2 separate regions of the Homo sapiens genome follow, and region 1 is linked to region 2. Evidence: chromatin loops called from intact Hi-C (ENCODE). Cell type or tissue: tibial artery. All regions are shown on one strand. Each heading gives the region's core, and the rest is flanking DNA. Links, peaks and the distances in the headings are about the cores only.

Evidence for each region. Peaks named below come from ENCODE experiments on the same cell type or tissue, not always from the same donor. Only the 100,000 strongest peaks of a DNase experiment are listed, where the experiment ranks them.
Region 1: it touches region 2 in a loop (4-fold over the local background); 23 of 110 quality-filtered maps call a loop at or near these places.

What each region holds. Positions count from the first base shown.
Region 1 is chr12:108,500,788-108,510,204 of GRCh38, reverse strand. No RefSeq gene overlaps it. Among named protein-coding and RNA genes, the nearest start is that of FICD, 9.8 kb to the left of the region's middle. In tibial artery, for the core only: no CTCF peak of the experiment used is centred there; no DNase peak of the experiment used is centred there; H3K27me3 peaks cover 935 bases.
Region 2 is chr12:107,770,564-107,779,980 of GRCh38, reverse strand. ASCL4 (achaete-scute family bHLH transcription factor 4) reads right to left here and starts at 5,277. Exons shown (of 1, transcript NM_203436.3): 1 at 3,337-5,277. The coding sequence starts at 4,762. The coding sequence ends at 4,244. In tibial artery, for the core only: no CTCF peak of the experiment used is centred there; no DNase peak of the experiment used is centred there; H3K4me3 peaks cover 829 bases; H3K27me3 peaks cover 4,483 bases.

The DNA of each region.
Region 1 (9,417 bases), core at 1,043-9,042, 730 kb before region 2:
GAATTTGGTGCTGCTGCCTCCATGCATGGCTTTTTGCTTTTATCCACATGCATGTATCCATAAATAATATATAATGATGTTATGCAGATTTTTATGCATGATATATACCGTGTGGATCCTTCTGCATTTTGGGGCTCAGAATTATGTCTTAGAGATTTATGCTCATGCTGATATGCATAGTTCTGGTTCATTAATTTTACAGTGCTGTATAGTATTCCATTAACAATTTATTTCCCATTTACCTGTTGATGGGCATTTGGATTGTTTCCAATTTTTCCCTATCACAGACTGCAGTGAAATACTTGTATGATTTTTTGGCACATGTGTGGAAGTTTCTCTAGGACAAAGTTTCTCAAAGAATCATTTGGGGGGGTTTTGGAAAAACAACCACATGGGGCCTTGCTCCAGACCAACGAAATCCTCTAACTGCTCCTCTGATCCTACTGTATCTTAGCTACAAGTGGAAATAATCGTACCCACCATGCTATCTCATTTTTGGTAGTGGTGACAACTGAGCACTTACTGTGTGCTAAGTAATTTGTATGGTATTTGATTGAATTTTTGTAACAACGCCATGAACTAGATATTATTAAACCCACTTTATAGAAGGTGAAAATGAGGCTCAGATAAATTAAGTAATTAGTCTGAGGTCACACAGCAAGCAAGTGGCAGAGCCAGGGTTCACAACCAGTCTTCCTGACTCAAAACTGTGGTTTTGACGATTATGAGACCCTAGGCTTTCAGAGATCTCAGGTTACATTTTAGCTCCTCAGCTTTGGAGGTGGAAAAACTAAGGACAGAGCCAGAATACAAATCCAAGTCTCTAGATTCCCTACCCGTTAACATGTCCCCTTCTACTGTAAAAATGCTTTAAGGGTAGGGGAAGGAGCGAGGAGGAAAAATCTTCATAAAGTCATCTTCTCGAGACAATTTCTGACATCCACCCTATGTCTGTTATCCATTGCTGTGTAACAAATAACCCCAATGCTTAGTAGCTTAAAACAACAGCAAACATTTTTTACTTTACATTATATTGTGTGGGTCAGTAATCTGGGAGCAGTTTAGCTGGATGGTTCTAGCTGGCAGACGTTCTTGAGATTGAAGTCAAGATAGTGTTTGGGGCTGCAATCATCTGAAAGCTTGACTGGTGCTGAAGGCTCCATTTCCAAGGTGGCTCACATGGCTGGTGGCTGGGGGCTTCAGTTCCTCTCATGTGGGCTGCCCCGTAGGACTGCTTGAGTGTCCTCTCAACATGGCAGCTGGCTTCTCCAGCATGAATGACCCAAGAGTGTGGTGTCTTTTATGATCTAGCTTCAGAAGGCACAATTTAACCTTCGCTGTACTCTATTGGCCACAACACAGATCAATCTTGGTTCAAGGTATGAGGGGGCTACATAAGGCTCACCAGGAGATGAGGATCAGTGGGGCCCATCTTTGAGGCTGCCTGTCTTATGCACTGCCTCTTCCCTTCTCTGTCCCAGTGATTGATTCTGCCTGACAGGATGGACTTCAGGCCTCCTGGGCCTTATGTGGTGGACTCTTTGGGTACCTCAAGGCAGGGAGCTTCTGCATTTGTGAGACTCCTCTGTGAGAACAGTGGACTCCCAGTGGCTGACTGCTTTTCTCCCAGCTGTTTACTGACTGCTTTCTAGCTGTACTACTCTAATTGGCCCAAGAAGCTGCCTACTCCTGCCTAAAAATATGGTCATGTTGACATGGAGACTGACTCAGGTGCTCAATACGCTGTTTTAGATCACAGCCTCTGAAAGATGTGACTAACACTTCTCTTCCTGCATGGGGACGGTGACTCAGTTTGGGCCAGGATGGAGTGAAGACCCAGTGGAGCCTACATCCTCCCCTTCTCTGATTTCTCTGTTTCACCTGATTCAAGGTAGCCAGGGTCTGGGGGCTGCTGGGCAGAGGGGCTGTGGACTCCCTGAGTCCAAATTGCAGTCCATTTTGATGCCCCCCAAAAAGCTCTCAGTGGAAGCTCTCTGTTGCCATAGTAACGTGGAGATGTGGAAATTAACATGGATGTCTGGCTAGCTAGGAAAGCCAAGCTCTTAATACTCATTCCCTCTTTTAAATAGATAAGAATTCCCAGGAGGGCTTTGGACAGACATCAAAGGGCCTATTTCAGGTGTTGAGAAAATACTCTTTTAAAAATTACTGTGAAATGAATTCAGCCCTAATCAGAGAGATGGCAGTGATTTGGCATTCTCAGAGGAATTGGAGAAGTAAGTTTAGAGCCAAGGCAACTGTTTTTTTTTTTCCTAAATGACAGCTTTATTGAGATATAATTCACATACCACACAATTCTCCCATTTGAAGTGTACCATTCTGTGGTTTTTAATATATTCACAGGGTTGTGCAACCATCACCCCAATTTTAGAACATTTTCATTACCCCCAAAGAAAGCAAAGACCCTTTAGTAGCAATTTCCTGTTTCTCCCCAAGCTCCTTCCCTCAGCCCCTGGCAATCTACTCTCTGTCTGTATAGATTTTTCTCTTCTGGATGTTTCCTGTAAATGGAATCCTATAATATGGTGGCTTTTGGGGTCTGGCTTCTTTCAGCATTTTTATTTCTTGCCCTCTTATGGTTCTTCACAGTTTTTCCAACAGCAGTGTTTCCATGCACTTTGAGAACAATTCATTGGCTGGGGGTGCAGCTGCAAAATTAACCCCCAGCCTGGGGATGGATGAAAGGGAGCAGAGTCCTCCAAGGCCACCCACCTGGCCTTCCTTGTTCCTTCTTGAGCCTTCCTGGCTGCTTTGGGACTGTGGTGGGTAAAGTGGCCCTTTGGGAGCATGGCTGGCTGGGCTTCACACTGGCATACAGTGGACATGCTTCCTGTGACTTCCTTTCTTGGGAGAGTTATAATCACAAGCAGCAGAAGATCACCAGGTGCCAGGCACCATGCTACGAGCATCCCTTGAGTTAGGATAATTTCACTGTTACAGACCTTTTTTCCCCTCTCTTTTTATGGGGATTCACTAAACAGCCACCTCTTTTACTTCATGCAGATGTTTTGCTGAGGCTATCACTTGCGTCATTTTTCTATTTTTCAGCCATAAATGATGCACATAGAAATAATCTCACTCTTCGCCCTCTGCTAGCCTAGATATTTTACTTGTTTGTTTATTTATTTATTTATTTATTTATTTATTTATTTTGAGATGGGGTCTCACTCTGTCTCCTAGGCTGGAGTGCAGTGCTGCAATCTCGGCTCCCTGCAACCTCCGCCTCCTGGGCTCACACGATTCTCCTGCCTCTGCATCCCGAGTAGCTGGGACTACAGGCATGTGCCACCATGCCCAGCTAACTTTTTGTATTTTTGTTAGAGACAGGGTTTCACCATGTTGTCCAGGCTGGACTCAAACTCCTGGCCTGAAGCGATCCTCCTGCCTCAGCCTCCCAAAGCTTTGGGATTACAGGCATGAGCCACTGCCCCTGGCCTATTTTTTAAAATATAAAGTGGCTCTGCAGCCCCTTTGTTCTTAATAAGCTCCACAGGGGCAGGGATTTGTCTTTTGTTTACAGCTTGCCTAAGGCTGGCAGGCCACAGGAGTATTATCAACATTGATTGAACAAATACATGATTTTGTTGAATCCTTTGATGCCCCACAAAGTAGGTAGAGTTATGAGACCCATTTTACAGATGAGGAAACCGAAGCCCAGAGATGTGAAATGACTTGTCACAGGCCATCAGCCTATAAGTGGTGGAGCTGGGATTTGGTCTGATTAAGGGGGATCTGGAGCTCTTAAGCACTCTATTATGTGCAAATATGTGTTATGGGTTGAACTGTGCCTCTCAAAATATGTTGAAGTCCTAACCCCAAGATCCGTGAGTGAGACTTTATTGGGAAACAGAGTCTTTGCAGATAATCAAGTTTTTGTTTTTAAAAACTGATGCATAATAGATGTGCATAGTTTCAGGGTACATGTAATAATTTAATACATTCATGTAATTTGTTAGGATCAAATCAGTGTACTTGGGATACCCATCACCTTAAATATTGTCTTTTCTTTATGCTAGAAAAATTCAAATTCTTCTCTTCTAGCTATTTTGAAATATACAATAGATTATGGTAACCTATAGTCAACCCACTGATCTATGGAACACTGGGTCTCATTTCTTATATCAAACTGCGTATGTGTACCCATCAATCGACTTCTCTTCATTCTCCTGCCCCCCTGCCCCTTCCCAACTTCTGTTAAACACCAATCTATTCTCTAATTTCATGAGATCCACCTTTTAAACTCCCACATATGAGTGAGAACGCGAGATCTTTGTCGTTCTGTGCCTGGCTTATTTCACTTAACGGAATGACCTCCAGTTCCATCCATGTTGCTGCAAATGACAGGACCTCATTCTTTTTTATAGCTGAATAATATTCCATTGTGGGTATATACTGCATTTTCTCTATTCATTCATCCACTGATGGACACTGAGGTTGATTTCATATTCTGGCGATTGTGAATAGTGCTGCGGTAAACATGGGAATGCAGATGTCTTTTTGATATATTTATTTCCTTTCTTTTAACTATAACCACTAGTGAAATTGTCAGATCATATTGTCATATCTATTTTTAATTTTTTGAGGAACTGCAATATTGTTCTCCATAGTGGCTGTACCATTTTTTTTCTTTTTCTTTTTGAGTTTAGGAGTGCAGGATTAATAGGCAGGAGAAAGAGAAAGAAAACCACCTGTCTCTCTGGGACTTCCAAGAGGAAAGACTGCCCAGGAACCAGTGCACTGGATTTTAGAGTCAGGCTTGAGGAAGTGATGTCTGATTTACATAGGGCTCACAGATTGGTTTGATCACGTATGACGTTTACATAGCGCACAGGAAAGGCTGGCCACCCCACCCTAATCTTGTTATGTGAATAGGCTTTCCAGTTGACTGGGGTCATCATGTCTGGTGTTTGCTGTACACGTGGCTGACAAAGACAAGGGGAGATGGAGCCGCTGTCTTTAACATGATTGGCTCAACTGCCGGCATCTATGTCTGACGCTTGATTTTGCAGGCTGCTCTTTGTTAGAAAGGAAAATGATTTGGGGCTGCTTTTCATTAAAAGGAAAACCTGTCCGAGGACTTCCATACCATCACTATCTGCCTAAGTAATTTATTCTTAACTCCTGTATCATTCCCTACTCTGGAGTGGTAACCCTAACTGCTGTTAGGGGGTGTTGGATGATGACTCTTTCTGGCTACTTTCTGCTGACAAGTAGCATTGTGTGGGGAAGAGCAGCTAGGGCTCCTCCTGGGGTCGATCTAAGGGTCCTCGAAAGAAAGGCATGTCCGTGCATGGTTCTGTCTGTAGCACCATTTTGAATTTGATTGCTGTCAGCTATTCCGATGGTCTGTAACACTGGTTTGCCTCCACCAGATACTGTGTTTCAGTGAATGTTGTACCTTGGTATCCCAGAGGATGTCCCCAATATGAAGTGACTACTTTGTCTGGGGTATATACCTGGGGTTCGTTGTTTTGAGCCAGGAAAATTTAGGACACTGACACACAAGAGGAGTTTAGGAGCAGAGGTTTAATAGGTAGAAGAAAAAGAAAGAAAAACAGCTCTCTCTCTGTTGAGAGAGAGGAGTCTTCCAAGAGGAAAGACCCCTATTTTTTTTCAATAGGCTTAAAATATACATAAGTGGCTGTACTAATTTGTATTCCAGGGTGGGATCTCTTGACCAGGGTTCCCATCAGCTCCCAGCTTCCCAAGAAGCAAGAACCAACCAGCAAGGGGCTTGATCACCACTAGTGGGTCCAAATAAGGGGGCAGTGCGCTGGGGTTGGGAATGGAAGTTTGATTATGAATCCCTCACCATCTGCCCTGAGACCTGTTAAACTGGTCATGGGGCTGGGCTGCATCTGATGCAGAAATTTCTGCTAAAATGATTTCTGTCTTCTGTAGGTAACTTCCAACCCAAGTAATACAACATAAATAGATGATTTTGCTACATGTACTGGGGTAACTTTTCGCATTTCCCTTTTCTTTTCCCCCAACTTTTCCTGTGGTTTTTTCTTCTCTTTTTTGCAGCCAAGAAATGAAATGTTCATTTGTTCATTAATTAATTCAGCAAACATATGTTGATATCCTACTATGTGCAGGCAAAATAAGACATGCTGGTCTCTGGCTGTATGGGCTTGGCAAGTAGCGTTGTCTCTTTTCAGGGCAAATGGTAGTTTTTCCATATTTTTAAAGTTACTCAGGTAATCTCAGGCAAAGGATTAGAAGGAAATGGAGACAGACCCTATAACAACAACAACAGCAAAACTTCAGTTGTCAAGCAAAACCAAATCAAAAGCCCTATCTTTGGGAAACTGTCTGTTTTACCTCATCAGGTTGTCTAGAACCCACAGCAATGGAAATATTAGGAAGGGCAGTGAAGTTTGTGTGTTATTTGAAATTCTGCCGGAACACCCTATAAAATGGGATGTAAACACTCTAGCACTCCCTTACCCCCTGCCAATTTTTTTATTGTAAAATGCACATAACATAAAATGTAGCGTCTTAACCATTTTTAAGTGTACAGTTCAGTGGCATTAAATACATTCACATTGTTTCGCAAACATCCCCACCATCCATCTCTAGAACTCTTTTCATCTCGTGAAACTGAGACTCCGTACTCATTAAACAACCACTTCCCATCCCCACTCCCTCCAGCCCCTCACCACCACCATTGTACTTTCTTTCTCTATGATCTTAACTACACTAAGTGAAACTGGCCGAATTGTCCCATAGAACTGATGTTTATGGTTTCTTTGAATAAGCATAGAAATTGATCCTCCCAGTCTTAAAAACATGAAAAAGGTACATTTGTCTTATCTGAGTTCCTTTCTTGGGAAACCAACCATGAGGTCTCCCAGATAGGATCAAGGAGCTGAAACTCACGAGGCCACTATATCTGGACAATAAGATGCCATGATTGCCTAACTGACCACCTGCTTCCTATTGCCCAACTCCTCTTTCTTATTCCTCCCTAATTCCTGTTTTCCTGCATGTAGCTACATTTCCTCCCTGCTATATAAACCCTTGAGTTTAGTTGGTCAGGGAGATGGATTTGAGATTGGTCTCCTATCTCTTGGGCTGCAGCACCTGAATAAAGCCTTCTTCCCTGGCAATACTCATTGTCTCAGTATTGGCTTTCTACAGCAAGCAGCAGAATCTAGACCGAACCCCTGGCATTTTGGTAGCATAAGTACCTCATTTAAGTGTAGTCATACAGTATTTGTCCTCTTGTGACTGGCTTATTTCACTTAGCATAAAGTCCTCAAGGTTCATCCATGTTGTAACATGTGGCAGAATTTCCTTCCTTTTAAAGGCTGAATAATATTCCTAGTACTCACTTTTTTTTTTTCTTTTGAGACAAGGTCTCACTCTGTTGCCCAGGCTGGAGTGCAGTAGTGTGATCTCAGCTCACTGCAGCCTCTACCCACTGGGCTCCAGCAATCCTCCCACCTCAGCTTCCTGAGTAGCTGGGACCACAGGCACGCATCACCATGCCTGGCTAATTTTTGTATTTTTTTTTTTATAGGGATGATGTTTTGCCATGTTGCCCAGGCTGGTCTCATACTCCTGAACTCAAGCAATCCACCTGCTTTGGCCTCCCAATATGCTGGGATTACAGGTGTGAACCATTGCGCCTGGTCAGTGCTCCATTTTAATATGTTCTTGTGTGTAGCTGAGAGGTCAGCCTAATATCATTTGACCATTGACTGGTGTTGAGGCTTAGTTGAAAAAGTGGGTTAGGATAGAGAAACAGAAAACCTTACATTATGAATATTTTATCTTATCTTTTAACTTACACATACTAGTATTCTGTATACTAATTTGTACTGTGAATACTAATATTAATATTGGGTTAATGGTTGATTAACAAATGAGTTAATTGGGTGAAGTCTCACATTGTCTTCCCTGCATGAATCAGGTGATTTCCTTTTTTGGTTCATTTTGAATTTAATGAGAATTTAAAGACACTGGCTAAGCAGCATACAGAACCCTTCCAGATTTTTATAATTTTCCTCCCCCTCCATCTTTATCTTACAACTAATTCTTCATCAATTTCTATTTAGAAGCTTGCTTTTCTCAGGGCTATTCGAAACACTTAACTTAGTTTTCACAGAAACAACTTTTCTTTTTCCCTTCTTTTTTTTAGACAGGGTCTCACTCTGTTGCTCAGGCTGGAGTGCAGTGGTGCAATCACAGCTCACTGTAGCCTTGACCTCTAGAGCTCCAGCCATCCTCCTGATAACCTGGGACCACAGGCATGAACCACCATGCTGGCTAATTTTTGCATTTTTTGTAGAGATAGTGTTTCACCATGTTGCCCAGGCTGGTCTCAAACTCCTGAGCTCAAGCGATCCTCCCACCTTGGCCTCTCACAGTGCTGGGATTACAGGCATGAGCCACTGTGCCTGGCCTTTCCCTCCTATTTAATCCTACTACATACTACTTAACTAGTTACAAATGAAACTGGCATAAATAGGTTTGGCAGCAAACAACTGATTTTGCTACACATACAGCTCAACACGTGGCAGCTGGTGGCTTACTGGTCTCTGATGTTGGGTGTGCAGTGACTCAAGCTAAATATGAGAAAACATCAGACAAATTCAAGTTGAATGAAATTCTAGAAAATAAAGGCCAGTACTTTTCAAAAGTTATCGAGATCATAAAAGACAAAACTATTACATATTGGACGACACTGAGGAAATATGACAATGAAGTATTTGGCTGATTCTGAATTGTATTCTTTTACTAGAGAGAACTTTATTAAAACAATTGGTGAAACTTAAATGGGGTCTGGGGAGAACATGGTAGTAGATCAGTGTTCGTTGCTTGATTTTGATGGTTGTATTATGGTCCTGTAGGAGAGTTACATGCAATGTGGAATCCTGGATTGGATCCTGGACCAGCAAATGGTCAAAAAAATTTAGTTTTTTTTATTAAGTGTTCATTAATGGAAAAAACTGATGAAATTTGAATGTCCACAGATTCACCAATGTTCATTTCTTGGTTTAGATAGTTGTTGTGTTGTTATGCAAGATATCAACATTAGGGAACGTTGGGTAAAGGACACAGAAAAACTCCAGGTATTCAATTTTTGAGTCTAAATTTTTCAAAAGAAAAAGTTCTTGCTCTTTTTTTTTGAGGCAGAGTCCCACTCTGTTGCCCAGGCTGGATCACCCAGTGGTGCGATCACAGCTCACTGCAATCTCTGCCTCCCAGGTTCCAGTGATTCTCATGCCTCAGCCTCCTGAGTAGCTAGGACTATAGGTGTGTACCACCACGCCTGGCTAAATTTAATTAATTTAAATGAAGGCCAGGGGTTCGAGCTCCCAGGTGAGGCCAATGAAGTTGCTGGTCCACAGACCACGCTTTGGGAAGCCCCCACATCTTGGTTGATTT
Region 2 (9,417 bases), core at 609-8,608:
TTTGTAGACAGCGGGGAGTCTCCTTATGTTTCACAGGCTGGTCTTGAACTCCTGGCTCAAGTGATCCTCCTACCTCAGGCTCCCAAAGTGCTGGGATTACAGGTGTGAGCCACCATGCCCAATTCTTCTCTTTTTCTCATCAACATTCTCCTGTGGAGATCATACCTACTTCTATAACTCCCCATAAGTGTGTGGCTCTTAAAGAAACAGCTACGCTTGACTTTTCTCTTTACCTCAACCTCAGCATTTTCAGTTGCTTGTGGGCAGGAGTAGCCTACCAGTATTTTACATTCAGCGTCTCCAAAACAAGACTCTTACATTTTAAATCCACTTCTCTTTCTGTGTTCTCAATTTCAACCACAGTTGTCTTTAACTTCTCCCTCTTCCTCATCCCCTCCCCCTCCTCTGAGTTGCCAAGACCTATCAGTTCCACTTGTCAATCCATCCCTCCCTTCACATTCCCAATGATACTGTCAGAGTTCAGGCCCCTACTTTGTTTCCTCTCCCTTAATTATGGCAATACCCTATTGGTCCGCTGCTTCCTACCACCGGAGTACCATGATCCTTAACCACGTACCTTCTCCAAAACCCTCCCTCAATTTTTTTTTCAGTAGTTCCCCATTGGTTAAAAAATAAACTCCAAGCTGTTTTAGCCTGGCTTTCAATGTCCCTAGAGCTGCCTCAGCCATTGTATGCAGTCTCCTATTACTCAGCCTCTCTGCGCTCTCCAAACAGTTCCTGTCTTTGCAGCAACTTTGTTCCTCTTATTCCCTCTGCCTGGAGTTCTCGTTCCATTCTTACCTACTAAACACTGCATCCACCAAAGCCTTTCCTTCTTGCTCCCTTCTCACTTGAGGCTGGACCAAATCCCTCTTTTCTTTGGTTCCTCATAGCATATCTTCCATTTTGGATATCAGTTATACCATTTATACCTTTTTCCTCATATTGAGGTAAAACCGGTCTATTTCCCTACCAGCTTGTAAAGAGTCTTCAAGTTCCATTCCATAAAAAACTTATAAAGCTTTTGGTGATTTTTTGTGCTGTTTTGTTTTAACTGGGCGTGGTAACAGCAAGAAAAAAAAAAGTAGGCCGCAGCCCCAGGGCTGGATCATTCTAGTGGGAAGAGGGAAATACAGGAACAGAAAGCACCGTGCTGTGTGGCAGGAAGTGGGCATGTCTTATTACATTTGCTTCCCTCAGCTCGGACTTTGCACAGGTCGGATGCATGATATTTTCCAGCTGGAAGAGTCTAAAAGATAATGTGACACTCTTCATGTGTTCTAGCATAGAAAACTGAGAACACAACAGTTAGGGACTTGCTCAAAGTCACCAAGTCAGTGAGTGGCAAGAGCTGGATCCAGCCCCAGGGCCAGGGCACGCTCTGCCACATCCCAACGCAGCTCCTGCTTTGCACGCTCGGGGTGGGGTGGGGTGGGATGGGGTGTCGCAGCAATTACTCAGGTTGCCAACCACAGGGAGTATTCTAAAAGCAATCAAGTGTGATCAAGGGATATGTCTGGGCTGAGTGGGAAAAATAAAAAAAGGGAAGATGTTGAAGGACATGAAAATCTTTCTCCTTTTATGAATGCTTCATTGCCATAAAACTCCCCTCCATTCTTGCTTCCACAAAATTCACTGGAAATTTATTTTGTTCCTTTTGAAAGTCAAATTGTTCTAGGGTTAATGAAGTGATCATTCGCCGGAAAAGAGGTCAAACCTTTTTAAAGGTCTCATTCCCGGATTGGTGCTCCTCCTGTAAGTCATGGGGAAGGTCTCAGAAAAACTGCAAGATTTCTTCTTTTAAAAAGTTATATGATTGCGGAAGGAGTTCATTTAATTATTACTATTTTTTTAAATAGTAGTCTTACTCTGTTGCCCAGGCTGGAGTGCAGGCAGAGGCACGATCATGGCTTACGGCAGCCTCAAACACCTGGGTGCAAGGAAACCTCCAACCTCGCCCTCCTGAGCAGTTGGGACTACAGAGGCGTGCCACCAAGCCCGGATACATTTTTTTAATTTTTGTAGGTACAAGGTTTCTATATGTTGCCAAGGGCTGGTCTCATGCTCTTGGCCTCAAGTAATCCTCCTACCTTGGCCTCCCAAAGCGCTGGGACTACACGCATGATCCACCACACCCAGCTGAGAGATGGTTTTATTTTTATTTTTCCAAAAGGTTTCTCAAAATCATTGCCTCATTCTCAACAGGGCTTTAAATAAAACCACGTTAAGGTTTCCAGTACCTGGGCTGGTCTCAAACTCCTGAGCTCAAGCGATCCATCTACCTTTGCCTCCCAATGTGCTGGGATTACAGGGTGAGCCACTGCACCCAGCCAATTCTATGTTTTAACATGGATTCAGTGTTCAAAGCATGTATCCTAGAACATTACCAGAGGAGGTAAGAGAGTGTGGTCACTCTGTCCCTCTTTTGAAACACTGAAGAAATCATACCAACTCCACCTAGAGATTTTATTCTTAACCAGGCTTTACTCTCCATAAACTGAGAAATAGTATTTTCCCCAAAATAATAAAACTACTAATTTATCATTGGTTAGTGCCTTGCAGATTACCAAGGTCTTTCACATACACTTCTGTAAACATTTCTGTACAGGTGAGAAAACTGAGTTGAAGCAACATTTGCTCTGCTAGCAAATGACAGAGCAAGAGACAGCATGGTAAGGGAGAAAGAAATCCTTGGCTTTGGGTTCAGGCTCGGGACTTGATCTCAGCTCAAGGAATCCTAGCAACACTAAACTGGTCAAGGTATGTAACCTCTTTGAGCTTCATATTTTTTTTAATCACAAAATATTTGTCATACCCACCCCACAAATTTATGACAATTAAATAGGACAAAATGTAAAAAGCCACAACAAAATTCCTAGCACATAAAAGATGTCCACTGAAGATATAGCCTGCCTTAGTTGCTACAACTGTAAAAGGGGGTAATAAAATCTAAGTGAAATCTACCTGGAGGATGCACTTCCACTGTTAGTTCTCTTTGTCCATTTCCATTTCCCCTCCTTCTTCCCCCACAAACCAAAGCTGCCTCCATGGAAAGGATAATTCGGCATATTAGAAAACAATCTTAGGGAAGTTGATCTTCATACATCAGCAGGCATTTAACTTATCTACTGAACTCAAAATTGTTTCTTAGAAAAAAAATGACCCAAATTCAATATTTTAAAAAGGCTTTTAACATGGCCAAAGTCACTACATCATTTCCATATACTGTACCTGGAAGCCCTAATGGTGATAAAAATATTTGAGAATGTACCAACTTCAATCCATCCGTCTTGTCCCATATCTTTCCCCCATCTGGCTCAACCCGCAAAAAGGACTTCCAAGTAGATTTCTTTTTTATTTTTAAAGTCACAGTGCCACTTCAGTTTATCCAAAACTTAGATGGAGAGCTACACGTTGGGGGGCGGGGGGTATGCAGAGAAAAGGAAAATGAAGAAAACAGTGGACAAAACAATTGAGAGGAAAAACAAGTTTTCATACAAATCTGGGCTCTCTTCCAAAGAGATCATTAATTCTAAGATATTTTACTATCTGCTCAATGCTACAAAGCTTCCACGTGGCCACTGGATGAAACAGTGTGTACCAAGCCACGGATTCCCTGGCACCATCATTCACACAGTCAACAACAGCACATGCTGGCAAATTCGTTCTCAAGTACCAGCTTACAGTCTCCTTCACCCAAAGCAGGAGGTCAACAATTACTTTCCATTACATTTTGAATACAATTCCCGAAGGAAGGAATGCAAGAAAATGTTCCTCTCATTTTTAAGGACTGTTTTTGGCTGTTTGGGGTTGTTTCTGTTTTGGTGGCGGTAAAGTTCTTCTTTGGTTAAGGTTTAATGTTTATGTATACCATTTACCCACACCACGGAAGGTGGGAAATTCCAGTTGTTCTCGCCCTTTGAGTTTTTAGAATAATCGTATTTACAATGAGGTGCTCAGAATCTGAAACAGTTTGCATTTTAGAAGTATAGGAAAAGAGTCTCCTTAATAAGCACCTATAAGTTGCAGGCACGTAACCAATAAGGGCAGGGGAGAAATTCCCAAATGTCAAAACAACTCCCCCATCCCCCAAACCCCAGCACCCATTTCTTTTTCTTAAGATTTAGGCCTGGAGAAGATGCCAGATTAAGAATGCAAACCACCTTCGAAGAGGACCTTAGGTTGAGCGCCCGGCTGCGCGCTGTGCGGCGGGCGCGGGGGTCCTGGCCAGTTCGGGCGCTCGCTAGCTGCCCCCCTCCTCGGGCTCGCTGCTGGGCGAAGGCGCCGAAGAGGCCTTGGACTCCCCGTCGCTGTTGCATTCCGCCCTGCGCTGGGGGACGGCGCCGGCCGCGCCCTCGAGCCCCCAGGCCTGGCGCTCCAGCAGCTCCTGCAGGTGCTTGATGTAGTCGATGGCAGCGCGGAGCGTCTCCACTTTGCTGAGGCGCTTGTCTGCCAGCTCCCGGGGCAGGTGGTCTCGGAGGCGCGCATAGCCCTCGTTCACGCAGCGCACCCGCTGCCGCTCGCGCTCGTTGCGCTTGCGGAGGAAGGCGGGCTCGAAGGCGCTGTCCAGCGGCACGGGCAAGTACTGCCATCCCCGTGCGCAGCCGCTGCGCGCCCACTCCCAGCACGCGGCGTCCAGACGCAGGGCGACCCTGAGGGGGTCCCTCCGCGGGAGTCCGGGCAGGGTCCCCGGAACGCCCAGGGGCGCGGTGCGCAGCGAGTATGGCAAGGCCAGCCGTTCCGCCGGTTTACGCGTCTCCATCATTTGCCGGAAAGCACACAAATCACTCAAGAGGTCAATCTCTCAATAGAAGAAGACGAAACAGAATCTTAGAAGCAGAGGTGCTGGTGCAGACTGCCTGGCTCAGTGGGTCTGTCTTTGCAGAAGTTTCTGGGTCCAGAAGTTAGGTTCCTGGACAGGCTTCAGGGAAACGGTGCATGATTCCTGAAGTTCATTGCACTCCTCGATCTTTTTATGATTTAGGCAGAGGTGGTAGGCAAAGACGTAGGATCTCCTAATCCACACTTCAAACCCCGTCTTCCCCACTGATCTTCTTTCAGAAGATAACAAAGGGGGTTCCTCTGCCTGGTCCCCCAGCCTGGAAAGGTGAGCTCACACCAGAGTCATCTTCCAAAGCCACCAAAAGCTTTTCAATGCCTGTAATCCACCACTCTAGGTCTTCAAGAGATGAGTCGTTCGCCAAGAGCCTAGCAATCTTCAGGATTTGAGAAGAGCTCCTCCCAGGAACCTGCAGATCTGGCGGCGGAGGGAAAGTGGACCAGAGGCTTTCTCCTTGAAAATCACTTGACTGTCCTTTGTGGTTTCCCGCGACCAGGTCTAATGGAAGGAGCTTTTAGAGTGTTTGCAAACTTAAACTTGCTCTTTCATTTCTGGGGTCTTAGCCTCATCAAAGGAAAAACTGCTCTCTTGCGGTTATAAAATGTGTCAAGTCAAGGAAGACCCGGGGCGAGGCTTGAGGTTTTTCTTCTTCCAAACCGAATCTTTTAAAAACTCAATGAGGCATGTTTGAAGGGTATAGGAAAAATACAGACTGTAGCAAAGAATATAAGGGTCTGCATATTATGTTCCAACATATGTTGTTTTATGGTTGTTGAGGGTGTTTTATGGAGATGCGACTTTTTAAAAGCACATCAAAAGACTGAACAATAACAAACGCGCTTAGCCGGTTATTTCTCACAGTGCTTACTGTAAACACAGCTTAAATACTGCTTCCCAGCCTCCTCTTCTAATCTCACCCAGGATATAAGGACATCATCTTTCCATAGCGCAAAGAGTGTTTTTCCATTGGATTCTTCTTCTTTAAAAAATGTCATTTATTTTCTCTCTTGGGGGCAGGAAAGCAACATTTGAAAGGTGGAGACTCCAAGTTCCAAGGAGAAAGGATGATGTCTTTGAAGACTTGTCTTTTTAAGACACAACCCCTCCAAAATGAATAATTAATCCATCCGTGTTGGTAAACCTTTGAAGATTAAAGTGTCATTAAAAATCCAACTGTACTGGTTAACGTCAAAGAATATGTTATCACACTGAAAATCAGATTTCCTCTTCTGCAAACCAGTACATTAAAGGTGTCTTCTACTTTAAAAGTCCTACTTAAAAACAAGAGAAGCAAAAACCCCCTACATTTATGATGAGAGCTTTTGCCTATTCCTCAGCAGACAAGGTGCTGCCCTAACATGTTTTTCTTTTTAGTTTGGCAAGTCCTGTTCTTCCCTGTTTGTTCTAAATGATCCGCCTGAAGCAACTCAAAAAACAAGGCAAATAAAATAGAAATAATTATTCCTTTCGGGTATAAGTTAGTCACATTTTTAAAGGTGTAGCTTGGCTGGGTGCAGTGGCTCAAGGTTGTATTCCCAGCACTTTGGGAGGCCAAGGCGGGTGGATTGCTTGAGGCCAAGAGTTCAAGACCAACCTGGCCAACATAGCAAGACCCCCATCTTTTAAAAAGAAGAAAGAAAAATTAAAAGTTGTAGCTCCTGATGAGGTTTGTACTGGCAAATAGCCTAATATATCATCACAATTTCTCAGTAGAATTGAGAAAGCCCTTTCTATTAGGAGAAAAGTCCACCACTCAGGCAGGTAGGCTGTTATACCACAAGGTGCTTTTTGGCCATGTCAAAGATTTTAACTTTTAAGAGTGACAGGAAGATAATGAAATATTTTAAGCAGGGAGGTGACATTTGAAGATTTGTGTTTCAAAAAAGATAACTGTGTCTGCAGATTGAGGACTAGATTGGAAGAGAGCAAAAGGAAGAACAGTTGAGATGCCATTTCTCCTTCTCAGATTGGCAAAAGTTTAAAAGATTGCTAAGATTCAGGGGAGGCAAGGATTTGAGGAAAGGGTGGGAGCATAAATTGCTTCAAGAAACTATTAAAATTATTATTATTATTATTATTATTATTATTATTATTATTTTGAGACAGGTCTCACTGTCACCCAGGCTGGGGTGCAGTGATGCGATCTCGGCTCACTGCAACCTCCGCCTCCCAGGCTCAAGGGATCCTCCTATCTCAGCCTCCTGAGTAGCTAGGACTACAGGCTTGTGCCTCCACATCCCAGCTAAACAAACTGTTAAAATTAATAGTGCACATCACATCCTTTGATTCAGATATCTGTGCCGTTTTGTCCTACCAAAATAAATGTAGCAATACCTATTTATGTGTACAATAATCTTTATTGCAACATTTGTAGCAATTTAAAAAAACGAAGACTCCAGGCAAGGTGGCTTATGCCTGTAATCCCAGCACTTTGGGAGGCCAAAGTGGGTGGATCACTTGAGGTCAGGAGTTCGAGACCAGCCTAGCCAACGTGGCGAAACCCTGTCTCTACTAAAAATACAAAAAATTAGTCAGGCGTTGTAGCAGGTGCCTGTAATCCCAGCTACTTGGGAGGCTGAGACAGGAGAATCACTTGAATCCTGGAGGCGGAGGTTGTACTGAGCCAAGATCACGCCACTGCACTCCAGCCTGGGTGACAGAGCAAGACCCAGTCTCAAAAAAAAAAAAAAAAAGGCGAGGCTGGGCACAGTAGCTCACGCCTGTAATCTCAGCACTTTGGGAAGCCGAGGTGGGAGGATCATGAGGCCAGGAGTTCAAGACCTGCCTGACCAGCATGATGAAACCCCATCTCTACTAAAAATCAAAAAAATTAGCTGGGCATGGTGGCACATGCCTGTAGTCCCAGCTACTTGGGAGGCTGAGGCAGGAGAATTGCTTCAACCTGGCAGGCAGAGGTTGAAGTGAGCTGAGATAGCCTGGGCGACAGAGCGAGACTCTGTCTCAAAAAATAAATAAATAGATAAAGAAGAAGAAGAAAAAGGGAACAGCCTGAACAGCCTGAATGTCCATCAATAGGAAAAGAGTTAAAAATCTTAGAATATTATGCTATTATTAAAAATAATGAGTAAAATCTGTACGTAAGAACTTGCAGACATATCCACAATGTCTTAAGTGAAAAAAGCAAATTGCAGAGTAACATATGCAGCAGGAACATAAAAACAATTCTACATGATGTGTATGTCCTTTATATGTGTTTCTGTGAGCATGGAGAATGAAATAGAAAGACACATACTAAATGGTTTTTTGCATTGGTTGCCTAAAAAGAAAGGGTGGCATTGGGGAGGAAGGGGGGATGTTCATTTTTCTTTATAAATCTTTCTACTGTTTAACTTGTTAATACCAACACTATTACTTTCTTATTTTTATAACCCAGTGAAACTTAATAAGATAAAATGTGTAGAAAGTTCAAATGACACCCCCTGATCTGGCCCAAACCAACAGATTTACCATTAGAAATTAGAACTCTTAGACCAGGTTTTCTGGCTCCTTGTAAATTCTGTCTCTGAGGACGAAGTATCTACAAGACTTTCTCTCTCTCTCTCTCTCTCTCACTGCTAATACCACAATCAAAATTGGTCAAGGCCGGGCGCGGTGGCTCATGCCTGTAATCCTAGTACTTTGGGAGGCCAAGGCAGGAGGATCACCTGAGGTCAGGAGTTCAAGACCAGCCTGACCAACATGGAGAAACCCCGTTTCTACTAAAAATACAAAATTAGCTGGGCGTGGTGGTACATGCCTGTAATCCCAGCTACTTGGGAGGCTGAGGCAGGAGGAGAATCACTTGAACCCAGGAGGCGGAGGTTGTGGTGAGCTGAGATCATGCCATTGCACTCCAGCCTGGGCGACAAGAGCAAAACTCCGTCAAAAAAAAAAAAAAAAAAAAACTGGTCAAATCCTGATCCTACAGTGGTCTTTTTATAGGATCCAAGTAATATAATGACCTAACTGCATGGTCACAAAGAATGCTGACAGAGCCTTTCCTAAAGAACAAAAGCATTGAAAATAAGTGGCTTTTCCAGTAGGAATAGGACTGTTTTACTCACATGATGTGCAGGGTATGGGGTGGGGGTTACCTTCTTTACATAAGAGATCAAAAGAAGAAGTTTTGACTCCTGATTACTCTCCAGTCAGTTTTGACCCAGATAAACATTCTCTCCAACCTAAAGCTGTCCTAAGGCTGGCTAGATCACGTAACACATATGCTAACCTGCCAAGAGTAACTGGGCTGGGTTTGTGTAGTCCTATTTGGGTCTGCTCATGAAAGGGGGCAGATGGGCAGGTATATTTTAATCCTTTCCTTCTAGCTTTTGTCTTTTCTCCCCTGTTTAAGGCTACCTTCTCCTACCGCAAGTTTTACAAGGCCTCCTCTTGTCTATATAACACCTTGGTGTGAATTATGAAGAGGCACCAAACTCAAGGCTTGGAGAATGAATGGCTGACTCTAAAATTCATCTGGAAGAACTTTTGGGCAAGGATTTCCCAAATTTGGAAAAGAAGACAAAAGAACACAACGTGCACTTTTAATATCCATGAGGAAGAAATTACCACTTGAGATT